Regions from separate parts of the Mus musculus genome. Here region 1 is linked to region 2. A link is a loop called in an ENCODE intact Hi-C map of the cell type or tissue named here. Cell type or tissue: left cerebral cortex. All regions are shown on one strand. Links, peaks and the distances in the headings refer to the core of each region. The heading gives the core; the rest is flanking DNA. Region 1 holds the start of Batf3 (basic leucine zipper transcription factor, ATF-like 3). Region 2 has its middle 43 kb from the start of Nenf.

The links. Peaks named below come from ENCODE experiments on the same cell type or tissue, not always from the same donor. Only the 100,000 strongest peaks of a DNase experiment are listed, where the experiment ranks them.
Region 1: a loop joins it to region 2, with 2.9 times the contacts of the local background. A loop is called at or near these places in 29 of 42 quality-filtered maps.

What each region holds. Positions count from the first base shown.
Region 1 is chr1:191,094,248-191,102,575 of GRCm38, forward strand. It overlaps Batf3 (basic leucine zipper transcription factor, ATF-like 3), which reads left to right and starts at 4,167. Exons shown (of 3, transcript NM_030060.2): 1 at 4,167-4,280; 2 at 6,481-6,585. The coding sequence starts at 4,212. In left cerebral cortex, for the core only: CTCF peaks have their summits at 943, 3,278 and 4,211; DNase peaks (open chromatin) are centred at 946, 3,290 and 4,261; H3K4me3 peaks cover 1,057 bases.
Region 2 is chr1:191,271,005-191,279,332 of GRCm38, forward strand. No RefSeq gene overlaps it. Among named protein-coding and RNA genes, the nearest start is that of Nenf, 43 kb to the right of the region's middle. In left cerebral cortex, for the core only: a CTCF peak has its summit at 4,706; a DNase peak (open chromatin) is centred at 4,713.

The DNA of each region.
Region 1 (8,328 bases), core at 211-8,210, 180 kb before region 2:
CGACCGACTGAAACCTCTGAGGTTTGTAGGATTTCCTTCCTCCCCCCACCCCATTTCTTATCTCATTTTCTGGTCTCTGTGGTGTGCCTGTATGTCCACGCACACCTCCATGTGTGGAGACATGAGGCTTGAGGCTGAAGTAGAGAATCCAACCTTGATCATTATTCCAGTCTTACCAGCCTGTTTTCTCTGAGGATCCCTTGTCTCTGCCTCAGAAAGCTGGACCCACGGGTAGGCCACCACACCCATTCTGAATTTACAAGGGTTCTGGGACTCTGAACTCCAGTTCCATGGCTTGCCTCTCACTTTAACCACTGAACCATCTCCCCAGGTCTCTTCGGTTGTTCTGACAGGGATTTTGTTCACTGTGGCAAAAGCGAGCAACACATTTGTGAATATGTCACCAGGTGGACACAGGCAAGGCCACTCTGGATCAGGATGGGCCTGTGGTAGTGACACACTGTGAACCTTCCATTCAAAAAGCTCCCGGTAGACTGTCTTTGGCCCTCCACAGTCTTCCCAGCCCTACCCCAAGTCTCTTGGATCATGGCCCTCATCTTCTGGGTCTCCTTGTTGCTTTCAATTTGTTCTTAAGACTTAAATATCCCACTGCAAATGCTGCTATGGTTTGGGAAGGAACCTACCAGCTCCCGTTTTAGATGCTGCATCTCCACTTGGTGTTGCTGTTTTATGAGGTGACCAACATGACCTCATAGCATCTTAAGTCAGATCATGCCAAACCTCTGCTCGGAAGCCTTATCTTTTCCACCTTATGTCAAATAAAAGGTGGCCTTCTTGCTGCATCTCTAGGTGTCCCGTCTTTCCCTCCGGCCACTCCAGACCCTCGAGTCTTCTGGAGTTACTTGAATGGCCAGGCACTTCCACAAGAACATTGCTTCTGTGTTGGTGCAGCATGAACCACGTCCTCCAGGTGTCTCCCCAGCCCTACAGAGGAGCCTCATTGATCTCCCTGTTTGAAAACACACCATCCCATACCGGCCCTCTCCAGCCCTTGCTCTTATACTCCCATCTTGAGATAGACCACATCGAAAGCACTCCAGTGTGCTCATCTGACTATCGAGACAGCGAGTTCCCTGAGGTGTGGCTCTCCGGCCCACAGTGGCTGACACACAGTGGCCAGTTTCTGGTAAGTGCAGTGGTCTCTACCTTTGGCTTTCTCTTCCCTAGCCTCACCAGAGGCCCACAGGACCGTCTTCTGAGAAAAGCCATGAGAAGACACTTACCAGAAGACCAGTTTCCTAAACAAGAACAGCAGGAGTGAACTGCACACAGGGCTTTCGATCATCCGTTTGTTATTGGAAAGAACCATTTTCTGGCGAAGTGAATCAGCAGAGCATCGGATCACCAACCTCCAAACCTGCTGCATCCTCACTGCGCCCTGAACCTGTGGTGCATCCCCCACCCCTCAGAGACGGGGTTCAAGGTCATTGTGGTATAAATAGGAACTTGACAAATCATACCAGATGTCTTCCTGGTTCAAGGGAAAACACACGAAAAGAAAACAGAGATTTGAATCCTGTTCTGCTTTTCTCTCATTCATTCGTTTGGTTTGTGTTTTTGAGACAGAACTGTGTAGACCAGGCTGGCCTCAAACTCAGAGATATATCTGCCTCTGCCTTCTGAGTGTTGGGATTAAAGGTGTGTGTGTGTGTGTGTGTGTGTGTGTTGTGTGTCTGTCTGTCTATCTATCTATCTATCTATCTATCTATCTATCTATCTATCTATCTATCTATCTGGGTCTCACTATGTAATTCTGACTTGCCTGAAACTTGATATATAGACCAAGCAAGCATTTATCTTGGCTTTCTAGTGTGGCAAATGAACTTAGCACCATACTATAATAGCATTATTGGGATACTATAAATAAATTTAATGTTACTTTTATAAACATGGAGTGTGTGAAGAAGCCAGCATCAACCTTCTCAAGAAGTTTAAGAAAGCACGCAAAAGAGATGACAATTCTAGGGGCTGGAAAGATGGCTGGGGATGAGGGAAGAGCACTGACTGCTCTTGGAGAGGGCCCAGGTTCCATTCCCAGCACCCACATGGTGACTCACTATTAACTACCCAGAACTCCATTACCCTCTTCTGGAACCCGACACCCATATGGTGTACAGACTTAATAGGAAGGGAAAGAAATAGTTCCATGCTGGGCATGGTGACACACGCCTTTAGTCCCAGTGCTCAGGAAGTGGATCTCTGAGAGTTCGGGACCAGCCTGGTCTAAAAGTGAGTTCCGTGACATCCAGGGCTGAACACAGAGAAGCCCTGCCTTGAAAAACTCAAGGTGTGTATGAGTGTGTAGGGAAGGGGGATATGGGGGGGGGCGGTAGAAAGAAAGGAAAAGAAAAAAGAAACAATGCCATAAGTAGACTAAGCCAATATAAGTCTGCTGTTGGCCCTGGCCCCAGGCTGTGGGGAGGACCCCAGAGGACTTGGAACAGGAAAGGAGCCCACTAGAATGACACACGGGAGTGCACTGGTATGTCGAGGATCACCCCCTCCAACACCCATTCTTAAACGTCTAAAAGTTAGGATCACTTGCCCCCACAAATTGCTTATTTTGTTAGTCTTTGGTTGTATTGAGATCTCATCCTGCTATTTAGCTCTAGTTAGCCTGGAGGTTAATGTATAGCCCAAGCTAGATAGTGGAACTTGTGGAAACCCTGCCTCAACCTTGTGAGTGGAGAAATTGTAGGCGTTGGCCACCACACCCCGTTTACAGGGTCCTTTAATTTTCAAGGACAGAGGTCCTGGGCTGACCCACACCAAGTGCAGGATGCTGTGCTGTGCACTCCTCTATACTGTGTGAGATGTAATTGTCTCTCTCTCTCTTCTCTCCCCTCCTTCTCCCCTCCCCCCACACCGGAGCATGCATGCATGTTGATAGAAGAGGGTCAGAACTAAAATTTGGGCGGAACCATTAGCATGGAGAGGCTCTGCTGTGATGTGTGGACACTGGCTATGCCGTGACCTACTAGCACACATGACCACTACTGGTGCCTAAAGCCGCGCAGGCAGGTTCAAACAAGCTCCTCTCTCCAGACTTACGGCTTAAATTCTGGCACAGAGCCATGCACACTGGGGTGAGGACTCAGAAAGGTCACCTCTCCCACTGCCCAGAAGCCAGTAGGCCAAAATGAGCACACGAGAAAGGCCACTCTTGTCTGGTTCCCATCCGTCCCCCAGTTCGTGGTTAGCTTTCCTCTCCTATGCTATGCACAAACCACAAACCTGCAACCGCTAGGGTTTTTTCTTTTTTTCTTTGCTGGGCACAGTCATCTTGACTTCATATTTTAAAAACTGGCAGGCGGGTGAAGAGGGATGAGATACGTCTCTACCTAGTCTGACATAAACATAGCAACCATATATTTTAGCCTTTAGTAGGTATCACCTTAATCTTGAAGAAGCAAATGCAGCTAGCCCATGGGACCTTAGCATGGCCTGCCCAGACCTTTGAATGTGTGAGGATGGACTTCAAGCGTGGTTTCGACTCACAACCTCTCTTTGCCGCTCCCCCCGCCCCGCCCCCCCCCATCAGAATTCGCCCTCCCAGTCACCTCGCCCCCTCCCTCCCACTGGACCAGACGCCGCCGCAGTGGAAAAGCCCTGAGGCTCCCGCTGTCCCCATAGCGCGGACGGTCTCTGCTGCGGTCCCTGCCCACTGGCGCCACCGGTCCAGGTGCCGCCTCGCCCGGAAGAAATCTCCCCATCGGCGGTGACCGGCGCTGGGGCGCTAAGGGAGGCTGCGAAGGGACATTGAAGCCACCGAGCCACTCACTGGTGCTTCTCACCCAAACTTCCCAGGAGCGGCCGGAGGACCGTCCACGGCGGCGCTGCGCCAGCACCCCGTCTCCACCCACTCGGGGTCTTCTCCGTGGGTGGGCTTCGGTGCTGCCACGTGACTTCCACGAAGAGCGGGGGCCCTTAGCGGAAAGCAGCGACTTGGGTGGGATCCTGGACCCCGAGGTGCGGCGAGAGGGTGGGGGGAGGAGGAAGCAGGGGCGGGGTGGGAGTAGGGGGCGGGGCCGGGCCGGGCCGGGACTGGACACGGGGTGGGGAGGCGGGCACCGTGGAGCCCGGAGAGCGGGAAGCGGCGGGGCGGGGCGGGGCAGCAAGTGCGGGGATGCGGGCGGAGCGCGGGTAGCAGAGCCCCACGTTCAGGGCGCCCCGTGTGGCGAGCGCGCGGCATGTCGCAAGGGCCCCCCGCGGTCAGCGTGCTGCAGAGAAGCGTGGATGCGCCCGGGAACCAGCCGCAGGTATTGGACAAGGGGGCCGGGTGTGAGGACCGGGTGAGGGTGAGGGCAGAGCTCCAGGTGCGCCCCCGCCGTGCGCCCCCGCCGTGCGCCTCAAGCGCTTGGGAAGGCGGCAGCCCCTCCAGACTCGGCGCCGAACACGTGGGTCCGCGCTGCTGTGGGCAGTTTCATCCTTGACTCCTGTGGGCGCTGGTGGGAGGGGGCCCGGAGCTCCGATATTATGAATTCAGCCCAAAGGGGCGGTTCGTCCCTGCATCCAACCCACTGGCCAAGATCCGCATGGGGAATGTCGGACCGGTCAATTTGTGGGTGTGGGGTTTTGTCTCTAATGGGCAGACTCCACCCCCAGCACGGGTGGAAACTTCTCGCCCCAATATGATCAGCACCCTCTGTTGTCCCAGCTTTCAAAGCTGTAGTCACAAGAAGCTGAGACCAAATAGAGGCCACTGTTGGAACACTTCTTGGCCACCTGGTTGCTTTATCAATAGATCAGGTCTTATTTTTCTTAGTCACCACACACACTCCCAACTCTCTGCTTGAAGTGTAATGTCCCAGGATGACCCTGGAAGTCTGAGCCAAGTAGTTGGAGTGGCCTTATACTATTTGCTTCGACTAGCGGAGCCTCAATTTCCCCATCTATAAGATGAACTCTTTTTGTATCTCCTGAGGACGTTTGCAGAGGTCATGTGAGTGATGGGTGATTTGTGTCTCCATTCGTCATTCCTGCCCAGAGGGAAGGTGTGATCATCTGTGGCAGGTGATGTGACAGCTCCCAGAGGACAGGAGGCATGCTGCCCCTTGCCCTGAGACTTGTTGGCTTTGGAGAATAGAGACATTATTTCCTGTCAAGCACCAGTGGAGAGCCAGTGAGGTCAAATCTCAGGTCAGCTTGATTCTGGGCAGCAGAGCCCAGCAGTGTTCTGAGTACAGGGCAGGGTCTTAGTTATTATATACGGTGGAAGGCTTTGTGAGGGTGTAAAAGCTGAAGTTACATCGTTTATATGGCATGTCCCCCTGGATGCTCCAGGTGTGTTTATCAAGACCTTTGGGGTGTAGTGATGCAGGAGTACAATTCCAGAGCTAGGGAGGAAAGGGAAGGGAGACTACGTGAAACTGTTGAAGAAGGGGGTGGGGGGAGGACTTCTGGAAGGCACGTTTTGACACCTGTGTTCTCCTGAGCAGGTGTTGGGTCTGCTGTCTCTTCTTATCTATGCCTGGGATTCCTGGCTGAAGCCCTGAGTTTGTACGCCAGCCTCTGGGTTTTGCTGTTGCTGTGGCTCCAGATTACACCCTGAGCCTCACCTACCACTAAGCTCCCTCCCCATCTAGACACCTTTTGAACTCAGTCTTGAAGGACATTTTTTTTCCTCCCCTGATGGTGTCAATTGCAGTTCTGGAAAGCAGACCCTTTCCTCTAAGTAAGCTCTCGCTGTGGTACGTGCATTTTTTTCTGCCTGCCCACTTCATGTCACCTCATGAAGGATTTTTGGATATTTGGTTAAGAACTCTCAAAACGCATCACAGATTTGCATTTGGAATAACCCTGACCTCTGAAAAGAAAATGTCAGCCAAGTGTTGTTCAAGAGAGCATGTCGTCATTAGTGTTCCAGAGTTTTCCACATACTGGTAGAGCTGTGTGGTTGCAGTTACTAATAAATGCATAACTATGGTCTGTATACAGTTTCAGAAGGACTTGCCAGTGTGTGGTAGTTTAAAGGCTGTGCACAGCAAGTTCTAGCGAGCACACACCCCAGTCTTTCTCACTCTCAGATGAGCAGTAACAGCACCGCTCTTCCAGGCAAACGCCCTGTGGGGCAGAAGTTTGTGAACGTTGGTTTGGGGACCAGCAAACCTGAGTTCCACTTCCCACTCACCCCCATGCTGGCCGTGGTACCTGGAGAACTTCCCTAACCTGAGTTTCTGATTCCTCGTTGTCTCATAGTATTTTTATTTTTTGTGGTCCTGGGTATGGAACACAGGGCCTGACATATCCCACACATATGGCACCACTAAGCTGCACCCCAGACCTTATATTCCTCATTTTAAAACAACAGTCTTTCTATACGCTTTTCAGTATGTGGGTGGTGATTAATATAAAGCAAAGCCCCACCACAGGATAGGTGTTCCTTAACAAAACCTCTCAGTAGCCCACTGGAGCATGGTGAGAGTCTGAGAGTCTTACCTCACCACATGTCATCCCCAGAGCCCCAAGGACGATGACAGGAAAGTTCGAAGGAGAGAGAAAAACCGGGTTGCAGCTCAGAGGAGCCGGAAGAAGCAGACCCAGAAGGCTGACAAGCTCCACGAGGTGAGCCTGTGGTCAGGTCAGGACTACAGGACAGCCACAGGGACAGCTGTCTCCTATCGGGGGAGGGGGCAGTGATGGCATCACGGTGCTCATCATCAGTCCTTCCAGTCTGATTCTTCTGGGTCCTCCCAGCCTATTGCTTTGCTTCTGTATTCTCGGGCCTCTTCCTCTCAGCCCCAGCCCCCGGGCTTCTTCCCACGCTTGATTTTTCTCTCACTATAGACTCAAACAAAAGCTAGATGTGGGGGCTCTCACACTATAGCACTCAGGAAGGTGGAGGCAGGAGAATACCCAGCCTGAGGCTAGTTGGAACTACAGAGAAACTGTCTATAGAAACAATAGTGACAACAGTAATAGTAATTAAAGTTCTGGAGGAGCAGCTCAGTGGAGTGCTTGTCTAATGTGCACAAGAATACCCTGGGTGGGAGTCTCAGCACCACATAAACCAGCCGTGGTGGAAGGAACACGCCTTCGAGATCAGCACTCGGGGGAGAGGCAGAGAATCACAAGTTCAAGGTCAAGTTTGTATTTATAGTGACTTTCAGGCTAGCCTTGGCTATATGAGGTATCGTCTCAAAAAAAAAAAAAAAAAGGAAGGAAGGAAGGAAGAGAGAGAGAGAGAGAGAGAGAGAGAGAGAAATTACTGAGAATTATGGCACTTGCCTTTAATCCCAGCACTCTGGAGGCAGAGGCAGGCAAATCTCTGAGTTTAAGGCTAGCCTGGTCTACATAGTGAGTTCCAGGACAGCCAGAGGGCTCCATAGTGAAACTCTATCTTTAAAAAAAGAGAAAGTAAATAAAAGAATGTGGGTGAGGTGGTACTTGTGAGGGTCAGGAGTTTAAACCATTTTTGGCTATATAGTAAGTTTAAGGCCAGCCTGGGCTACATGAGACCCTCTCCCTACCAAAACTAAAAATTGAAGAAGCTAAACAAAAATAGCTCTTTATACTTTTAATTCCTTTTCAAAATCTTGCCTCCTCCTCAGGGGGTGGTTTGAGAGAGAATGGCCCCTCTGGGCTCATACACAGAGTGCTCAGTGTGGAACTGTTTGGGAAGGATGAGAAGGTGTAGCTGCTTTGGAGGAGGTGTGGCATTGGCACTGGCTTTGAGGTTTCCAAAGCCCATGGAATTCCCACTTAGCTCTCTCACTATCTACCGCGTGCCTGTGGATCAGATGTAAAAATCTCAGGTGCGGTTCTGGTACCACGCCTGCCTGCTTCCAAGCCTTTCTACCTCTGGCTTTGTCTTATTTGTTTTTTGAGACCGTGTCACTATGTAACCCAGCCTGGCCTCCTGCTCAATCCTGCCTCTCAGCCTGCTGAGTGCTATGACAGGTATGTGCCACCAATTTCTCAGCTATCTCTCCTTTCCCTCTCCCTCCTTGTTCCCTCCCCCTCATCCCCTCCCTTCTCCCCTCTTCTCCCTCTGCCTTCCCTCCCCCTCTTTCCCTCCCCTCTTCTCCCCCTCCCCTCCTTCCCTCCCCCTCCTCCCCTTCCCTCCTCCCCCTCCCCTCTCCTTCCTTCTCACTTCCCCTCCCTTCTCCTCCCCCTCCTTCTTCTCTTCCTCCTTCTCTTCTTCTCCCCCTCCTCCTCTCCCCTCTTTCTTCTCCCCCCCCACTCCTCCTCTCTTCTTAAATGTTGGTGGTGGCACACGCCTTTAATCCCAGCACTCAGGAGGCAGAGGCAGGCGGATTTCTGAGTTCGAGGCCAGCCTGGTCTACAAAGTGAGTTCCAGGACAGCCA
Region 2 (8,328 bases), core at 203-8,202:
TTAAAAGCCAGTTTGATGCTCTCTTGGATGCCCCATTTTACCATGCGATGCCCTATGCCTCCTAGAATGCTATAGAGCAATGGTTCTCAACCTGTGAGTTGTGACCCCTTCGGGGTCACCTAAGGTCATTGGAAAGCACAAGTAGTTACATTACAATTCATAACAGTAGTAAAACTTCAGTTATGAGGTAGCACCAGAAATGATTTTATGGCTGGGGGTCACTACTGTATCAAAGGGTGGCAGCGTTAGGAAGGTTGGGAATCCCTGCTCTAGTGAGGGCCTTACCAGCAATGAGAACCTCAGAAGATGGGGCAAGCCAACCGTGAGCTTCCCAGCCTTCAGAGCTGTGAGCTAAGCAAACTCTCTCCTTATAGAATACCAGACTCTGGTATTTTGTTGCAGCAACAGAAATCAGATGAACACAAGGCTCACAGGTGGGGTCGCCATAGAATGAGAGAAAAAGAGAAGTCTTGGCGGTGACTTCTGGGATTCAGGAGACCAACTCAGTAACTGGATACCCTCCCTGCAAATGGGTTTGTAAGATGGGGCGAACAGGGAAGGCAGACCCGCAGGTCAACAAGGTGTAATCTGTGAAGCGACTGACTCCACACACAGCTGTCGGAAGCCTGAGAAGTTGCAAAACAGGGCGGATTTTGTTTTGGTTTTCAAAATGATTTCAGACTACACTGGCTAGTTTCATGTCGACTTGACGTAAACTCAAGTCACCTGAGAGGAGGGAACCTAAATTGAGAAAAGATCAGGTTGTAGGAAAGCTTGCGGGGCATTTTCTTAACTGGTTACTGATGGAGTAGAGCCCAGCCCATTGTGAGTGGTGCCATCCCTGGGCTGGCGGTCCTGGGCTCTGTAAGAAAGCAGGCTGGGCAAGCCATTAGGAGCAAGTCAGTAAGCAGCACCCCCTCTCTAGTCTCTGCATCAGCTCCTGCCTCCAGGTTCCTGCTCTGTTTGAGTTCCAGTCCTGACTTCCTTCAGTGATGAACAGTGCTGTGGAAGTGTAAGCCGAATATACACTTTCCTCCCCAGCTTGCTTTTGGTCATAGTGTTTCCTCACAGCAATGATGGCCCTAACTAGGACACAGGCCTGGGCAAGTGTGGTATGAACAATTCCCAGATAGTTTTCTTCACTTTTTCCCAACACTGTACATGAGAGCGGTCACCAATACCAGGAAATTAACCAGAGCTACCAACTTACATCAGATGTTGTACATTGTACATACATCCCATTTCTGCCCCACTGGTGTCTGGGTCTGGCCTGGGAGCCCAGCAGGCATCACCAGGGCAATCGACCTCTATGTCTCTGTGGTCTCTGGACTGAGAGGACTCCACAAGTGCCATTTGATTGTAGAATAAATGTCCTTTTTGTTGCTGTATTGTTGCTGTTTTTGTTTGATTGCTTGGTTCATTAGTTTTGTTTGGTTTTGTTTTTGTTTTATCAAGGCAGGGTTGCTCTGTATGGCAGCCCTGGCTATCCTGCAACTCTCTCTGTAGACCACATTGGTCTTGAACTTGGAGTTCCGACTGCCTCTGCCTCTGAAGTGCTGGAAATAAAGGCATGTGTCACCACGGCCTGGATTTTTTTTTTTTTTTTTTTTAGAATGTCATTAGATTTGTGTTTGGCTGAAGTGACTGCCTACTTTGGACACTTTTGGCTGGAACATCATAGTTTATGTTGATCCATCCCAGATTCTCCAGGCAAGAGAATATGTGTCAGATTACCACTATGGCAACTGGTCACCTGGTGCAGGTGGTGTCCACCAAGCCTTTCCACTCCAAGGTCACCACCTTCCCTTGCTATATTAAGTGTCATGAGGAGACACTGACATTATGCAAACTTCCTCCTCATCGTATTTCCTCCCACAGATGTTCGTTTCCATTGATGCCTCTTACCTAAAATAATCATCGCTGTGCTTGTCAAGGGGTGGACCTGTGTTTCCACCATGTTCCTATAGACAGCAAGATCCTTTCTGTCTCATTCACTCATTCATTCACCCACACACTCACTAATTCACATACAGTGATCTCTGGTGTCTACAGGAAAGAGAGGTGTACCAGAGAGAATACTGAAGTCCCTGGAGCCTCCAAACTCCTCACATGAAATAGTTTGGCATTTGAATATAACCCACGTGTCCTACACTTCACAGCCTTTCTGTGGCACTTATTGTAGAGAGACTCTCTTGTGCACTGTGTGGAAGCATCATCTGTCAATAAAAAGCTGATGGCCAATCAGGTGAGGCAGGATTAGAAGGTGGGACATCCAGCAGAAAGACAGGAACTCTGGGATAGAGCAGGAGGTGGAGAGATTTGCCCCAACTCTGAGGAAGTCGGCCGTATGAATCTTGTGCCAGACATAGACTAGAATAAACAGATTATATAAGTTACAAGCTAGTTGCTGAACAAGCTAACACTTATGAGCTAGGCATATATTCATAAATAATTAAGTCTCAGAGTAATTGAACAAAGAGGTTGGGTTGAAAAGCTCACAGTTACAACTTATGCCTAATGCAGCATAAATGCTGTGTAAATAGTTGGTGAATATGTTGTTTAAAGAATGAAGCCTGTGCAGTACAGATGGGGTTCTGAAGTAGTTTTGGTGTGCAGCTGTGGGACCCACAGGTAGAGAGAGGCAGGTGCTGCTTATCTGTATCAGTGATGTGAAGTGTTTTATCTGGACCATTAGAATAATGTACTGGGATGTTTGTTGTGGTCACTCAAACTGTCTGATCCCTTCCCGTATTTATAGAGGCTCCAGTCCATGCCTGGCTTGCCCATTGCTTTAGGGCCATGAGCAGGGTCACAGTGTGGTAGGATTGGGTGGCAGGGCCCTGCCTGGAGTGGAAAAGAAAGAAGAGAAAGGAGCTGAGGTCCCAATACCCCACCCAAAGACATGCCCCCAGTGACAAGAAGACCTCTCTCTAGGCCCCACCTCTTAAAGGTTCTACAACCTTCCATGGGCACCGCTCTAGGGAGCAAGGCTTTACCACATTCTGGAGAAACTCATCCAAATGATGAATCAATTGACTAGTTTGTTCATCTATAACCTGAAGAAAACCTGAAGTGGATGGGCGAGGGCTTGTGTAGTGGCTCTACACCGTGTTCCCGTTCCCAGGCTCCTACTACCTTTCTGTACTGCCACACTTAGGATGAGGTGTGTCTTCTATTGTCAAGATTGCCATATGGTCATGGCACTGCCACCACAACTCCAGTCATCCTATCCTCATTATAGACCAGAAAATGAAAATGAAGATAGTGGGCAAAGCTGCTTGTCAACTGAGCCTCCTTGAAGTGCTCTCTCAGAAGCCCCTTAAAGTGCTCCCTCAGATGCCCCTTGAAGTACTCCCCCAGAAGCCCCTCGAAGTACTCCCACAGACGCCCCTTAAAGTGCTCCCTCAGATGCCCCTTGAAGTGCTCCCCCAGAAGCCCCTCGAAGTACTCCCTCAGACGCCCCTCGAAGTGCTCCCTCAGAAGCCCCTCGAAGTGCTCCCACAGATGCCCCTCAAAGTGCTCCCTCAGATGCCCCTTGAAGTACTCCCCCAGAAGCCCCTCGAAGTGCTCCCACAGACGCCCCTTAAAGTGCTCCCTCAGATGCCCCTTGAAGTGCTCCCCCAGAAGCCCCTCGAAGTACTCCCTCAGACGCCCCTCGAAGTGCTCCCTCAGAAGCCCCCTGAGCAGTGTCTGCTTCTATCTCAGTGACCACACCAGTGATCTAGGAGCATCCTACCTGCAAGTTAGTCTGGGAAATGTAGTTTCTTGGCTGGGAGCATTGCTCCCTGAGGTGAACAATGGGCATCTCTAATAAGGAGAAAGGATGGGTAGATGAGGGTGGTTATGAGATGGAGCGTGTCTAGGGTAGTATGGCCGTAGACTATCACAGCTGAAATAATGGAGTTTATGGATGAGACAGGTGCCCATAGAATTCACTTACCACAGGCCACTCCCCTTATTAAAGTGCTATGCAATCCGGGAAGGGGCGGCTAATTAATTGAAGGAGTGATTCCAGTTTCCAGTTTGGAGAAAAAGAAAATGAAACCTAAAGCCACCCAGTAACTCACCTGGAATCACCCATGGAGTCCTGATTTCACTATCTCAACTATGCCAGGCTTCTGCTTGCCTGCAGACCTCACCTGCCCAGCTTGGCCTGTCTCAAAGAGAGACGCTCTCAGGGGCTCTCAGAACACTCTCATGACCTGCCCGGAGTCTCCTCAGGACAGTCTCAATAGCTCAGAGTGGCAATTTATAAACAAAGACCTTACTTAAGGATTCATTCTGAAAATAACTTAATCTATTTTATACCTTTTTAAAAAATCACATGTCAAGTTAAAAAAAAAATGAAAGGGGACATTTTCAGAGGTCGAGAGCCTTTTTATTGGAGACCCCAGATGCAGGGCAGGGCAGGGAACCCGAGGGTGGGGCAGCAAAATAGGCGCTTACTTGGGAGCCTCTGTCTGGGAGGCTCCGGGGAATGGAGGCCGACTTGAGGAGCGAGCTGCTTGTCCTTGTGTGTAGCAGTAGAACTCTGGTTGTCCTGTGGCTGGGGTCATATCCTTACCGAAGGGCCCATTGTAAGAAAGGTCGGTGTATCCCTAGCCCACTACCACACACATGCACGTCCTGAGAGTGGAGGAAAGCCTAGGGTCTCAGGGATTAGACTGCTCTATGGCCCGACAGCGGCTGTGACCGAGCGCCCCCATGGGGCGGCATCTGGGACTGCATGTAGAGGGACTGACACAGCGATGAATGTGACCCAACACAAAACCACAGGCTTACTTAAGACCTTATGAGGGACTTTTGTCATCCTGTTTTGTGATTCAACTGTGTAGTTCTGAGCATAAACTGTAGATGACAACACCACATTGCAGTATCAAAAGGTCGATCACGACTGGCGGGTGACCTGAGTCAAGGAGTATATGTAAGCCCCTGACTTCTGAGTCCTAACATAGTGTCATAACTGGTGTGGTGACATATGCCAGTAATGCCAGCACCCGGGACACTGAGGCAGTAGGATTGCTATGAGTTCAAAGCCAGTCTAAACTGTGCAGGAAGTTTAAGGCCATATAGAACTTGGGCCCTAATAGCCAGACGCTGTTTCAGAAAACAAAACGTATTTCACTGCGACTGTTTGTGGTAGATAATGATGTCATTATTAACGACATATTCCAATAAATACAGAAAGAGTGGGCTGGAGGGAGGAGGGCTGAACAGTCATTTCTGTTTCAAGATAAACTAGAGCCATCCTTGACCTCTGGTGGTGCTTAGAATGTTAAACTATGACATGGAAGGACTCATGTGCTCCAGTGCTGTCTGAGCAGGCGCAGAGCTCTGAACCCTGCACCTTGCTTTGACAGACAGGTGAGAAGTGGGAACACAGCCAAGGGCCAGCAAAGTGGCTCAGTGAGGAAAGGCGCTTGCTGCCAAGTCTAGTGATCCAAGTTCAGTCTTTGGGACTCATATGGGGGAAAGAGGGGCGCAACTTTCGTAAGGTATCCTCCTGCCTTTACAGGCACACACATGCATCACACACACACACACACACACACACACACACACACACGCACGCACGCGCGCACACACACACACACACACACACACAGGTAATTTTTTTTTTCAAAGGAGAAAAACAAAACCCCAGCAGATCCATTGGAAGTGTCACATGGGACTTTCCTGGGCAACTGAAAATTTACTTTTTAAATTTATAAATTTGCTTTTTAAAGTGTTACGCTTAGCCAGGCGTGGTGGTACGAGCCTTTTATCCCAGCACTCTGGAGTCAGAAGCGGGAGGATCTCTAGAAGCTCCAGGCCAGCCTGGTCTTCCAAGACCCTGTCTACGCAGCAGTCATTATACTCTCTAGCCGTCAAGCTCAGAGGTGGTGTTCCTAAGTGTGCGGCTCCTTCCTGCCTCTTGTGCAGCCGTTTTTCTGACATCATCTCTAATGTCCCCGAGCCTACCTGACCTGGGTGCCATCTTGGTTTTCTGTTTTTATTTTGTTTTTCTGATTTTCCTCACCCTCCAGGTGTTTATGTTGCACTTTGCCGGAGGACTTCTCACCCAGACATTTGGTTTGGCGTGGTTTTGGGTTTTCGAGACAGGGTTTCTCTTATAGCTCTGGCTGTCCTGTACCTCACTACATAGGCCAGGCTGGCCTGGAACTCACAGAGTTCGGCTGCCTCTGCCTCCCAAGTGTGGGGATTAAAGGTGTGCGCCACCATGCCTGCTGTTTTACCACCTCTAATCAGCTCTGGGGTTGAGACCAAACAGGAAAGCTCGCAGCCAGTCTCAGGGACAAAGGAAGCTGTCACCACATGCCGGTGTTGCATTGTCCCTTTCAAAGCTACCATTCATTTTCTCAGCCATTCTGTGAGACAGAAATTTCTGTCTTTATTTATAAATCAGGGACCAAGGCTCAGAGAGTCTGGACAACCTGTCTGAAGCCACCCATCAAAGGGCAGGTCCAGCTCCTGGTTCTGATCCCAGTTCTTATTCTGAATTCTTGCTCTTAAACAAAAACTTTGCAGAGGGAAAAGATCCTGTCAGTCACATGAGTGAAGGGTTTCCTCATGATGACACACATAATCCCTGTCTGTGCTCGGCTCTGGTTGGAATCCCAGCTCAGCGGAGGGCCCCTCCCCTTATATGACTAGGGCACTCAAGCCAGGTCATGTGATTACCTTCGCCCATGAGCAGGCATTTCTCCATGTGACATCACACAACAGTTGAGGCTTGCCCAGGTGCTTCGTGGCCTCCCGGGGCTGATGCGGAAGTTTCATTTCTCTGGGTGACATCACACTCCGGTTGCTGACTGCCCAGGTGCTTCATGGCCTCCCGGGGCTCACGCGGAAGTTGCATCATCTCTGATGCTTGGCTTTTAAGTTGTTTGTCTTTGGCTAATATTAAGCTGGAACGGGGTCAGGGAAAGTTGTCAAGGCAACCAGACAGCAAATACACTTGCTATAGCCCTCGGGTGAATCATTTCATAGGCCTGCAGAAGGCCAGGGCTGGGCCTCCATGTAGAAGAGACTGAGTCTGGTACAGTGACGCCGCCCCGCCCCCCCCTGCCCCAAGCACTGGCCACTTAACCTGCTTTAGTGCATGGCCTCCTCAGCTCTTAACCCAAGGAGAAGGAGGCAAGAGACCCATTCTCCAAGCCACAGGCCAGAGCACATTTCCCCCTGGAGTGTCTCAAACCTTTGTGTACACAGAATCCCCTAGAAGGTTCAAGAAGACAGAGCTTGGTGACCCCCACGGCACCTGACTTTACCATTTGGTAGGTCTGAGGTGGGGTCAGAGAGGTCACATGTCTAGTAATTTCTCAGGTGATGTAACCTATGAGCTCAACTTGTTGACTGCTGTCTGTGTGCCCTCCCTCACCATTCCTGATGACTGGCACTTGTGATGGGCGGGGGGCAAGGCGAGGAGTAGCCTCTGGTGAGGCTCTAATCTGTTGAGGGTCTTCGGCTCTAGACTTCTCCTTTTCAGCCAGTTAATTGAGTGTGAACTTGGGGAATCACCTACCTTCCCTCTAAGTTGTATGTCACATGAATAGAAAGCTTCTGACACCAGCTGCTCAGTACTTGAAAGACTAACCCTCTCTCTGCCTAACCCTCTCCAGCAACCCCCGCTGAGGCCTTGAGTCTGTTTCTTTGCCTGGTGTGAGGGCTACAGGAGCCTCCCTAGACCTGCTCCCTATTCACACTGGGCCTTCAGTGAAAACCTGTGGTGTTTCTCAGTTCTCCCTGGCACATGGCCCCCTTCCCGTCATGCAACAGATACAATAACAACAACAACAATCTAAGTACACTGGAGCTGGGCAGTTGGCTCATTGCAAGTGTGAGAACCAGAGTTTGGACCTCCAGCACTCAGGATATAGAAATGAGAGGTCAAACTGGCAAGCTAGAGTGGCTGGATCAGCGAGCTCTGAGGTCCAGCAAGAGACCTTACCTTAATACATAGATAAGGTGGAACCCAACTGAGGAAGACAGCCAACATTAACGTCCTGGGGCCTGCACACACACACACACACACACACACACACACACACACACATGCACGCATGCACGCACGCAAGCAGACATACACACTACATGTGCACATACACATGTAGAATCATTAGATATGAAGCCAGAGAAACTCACTGGTTGCAACCCAAGTGTGATGAAGATTTGTGTCACTGAACATGGAGAAGGAGGGCAGAGCCGTCCTGCAGGATGGGTGGATTCCATCTGAGGAGAGGAGGGGCGTAAAGGCTGCAGTGTGCCTGCAGAGTGGAGGGCGGAGATTGTCACCTGCCAGAGGTCTAAGGATGAATGCTAAATGAC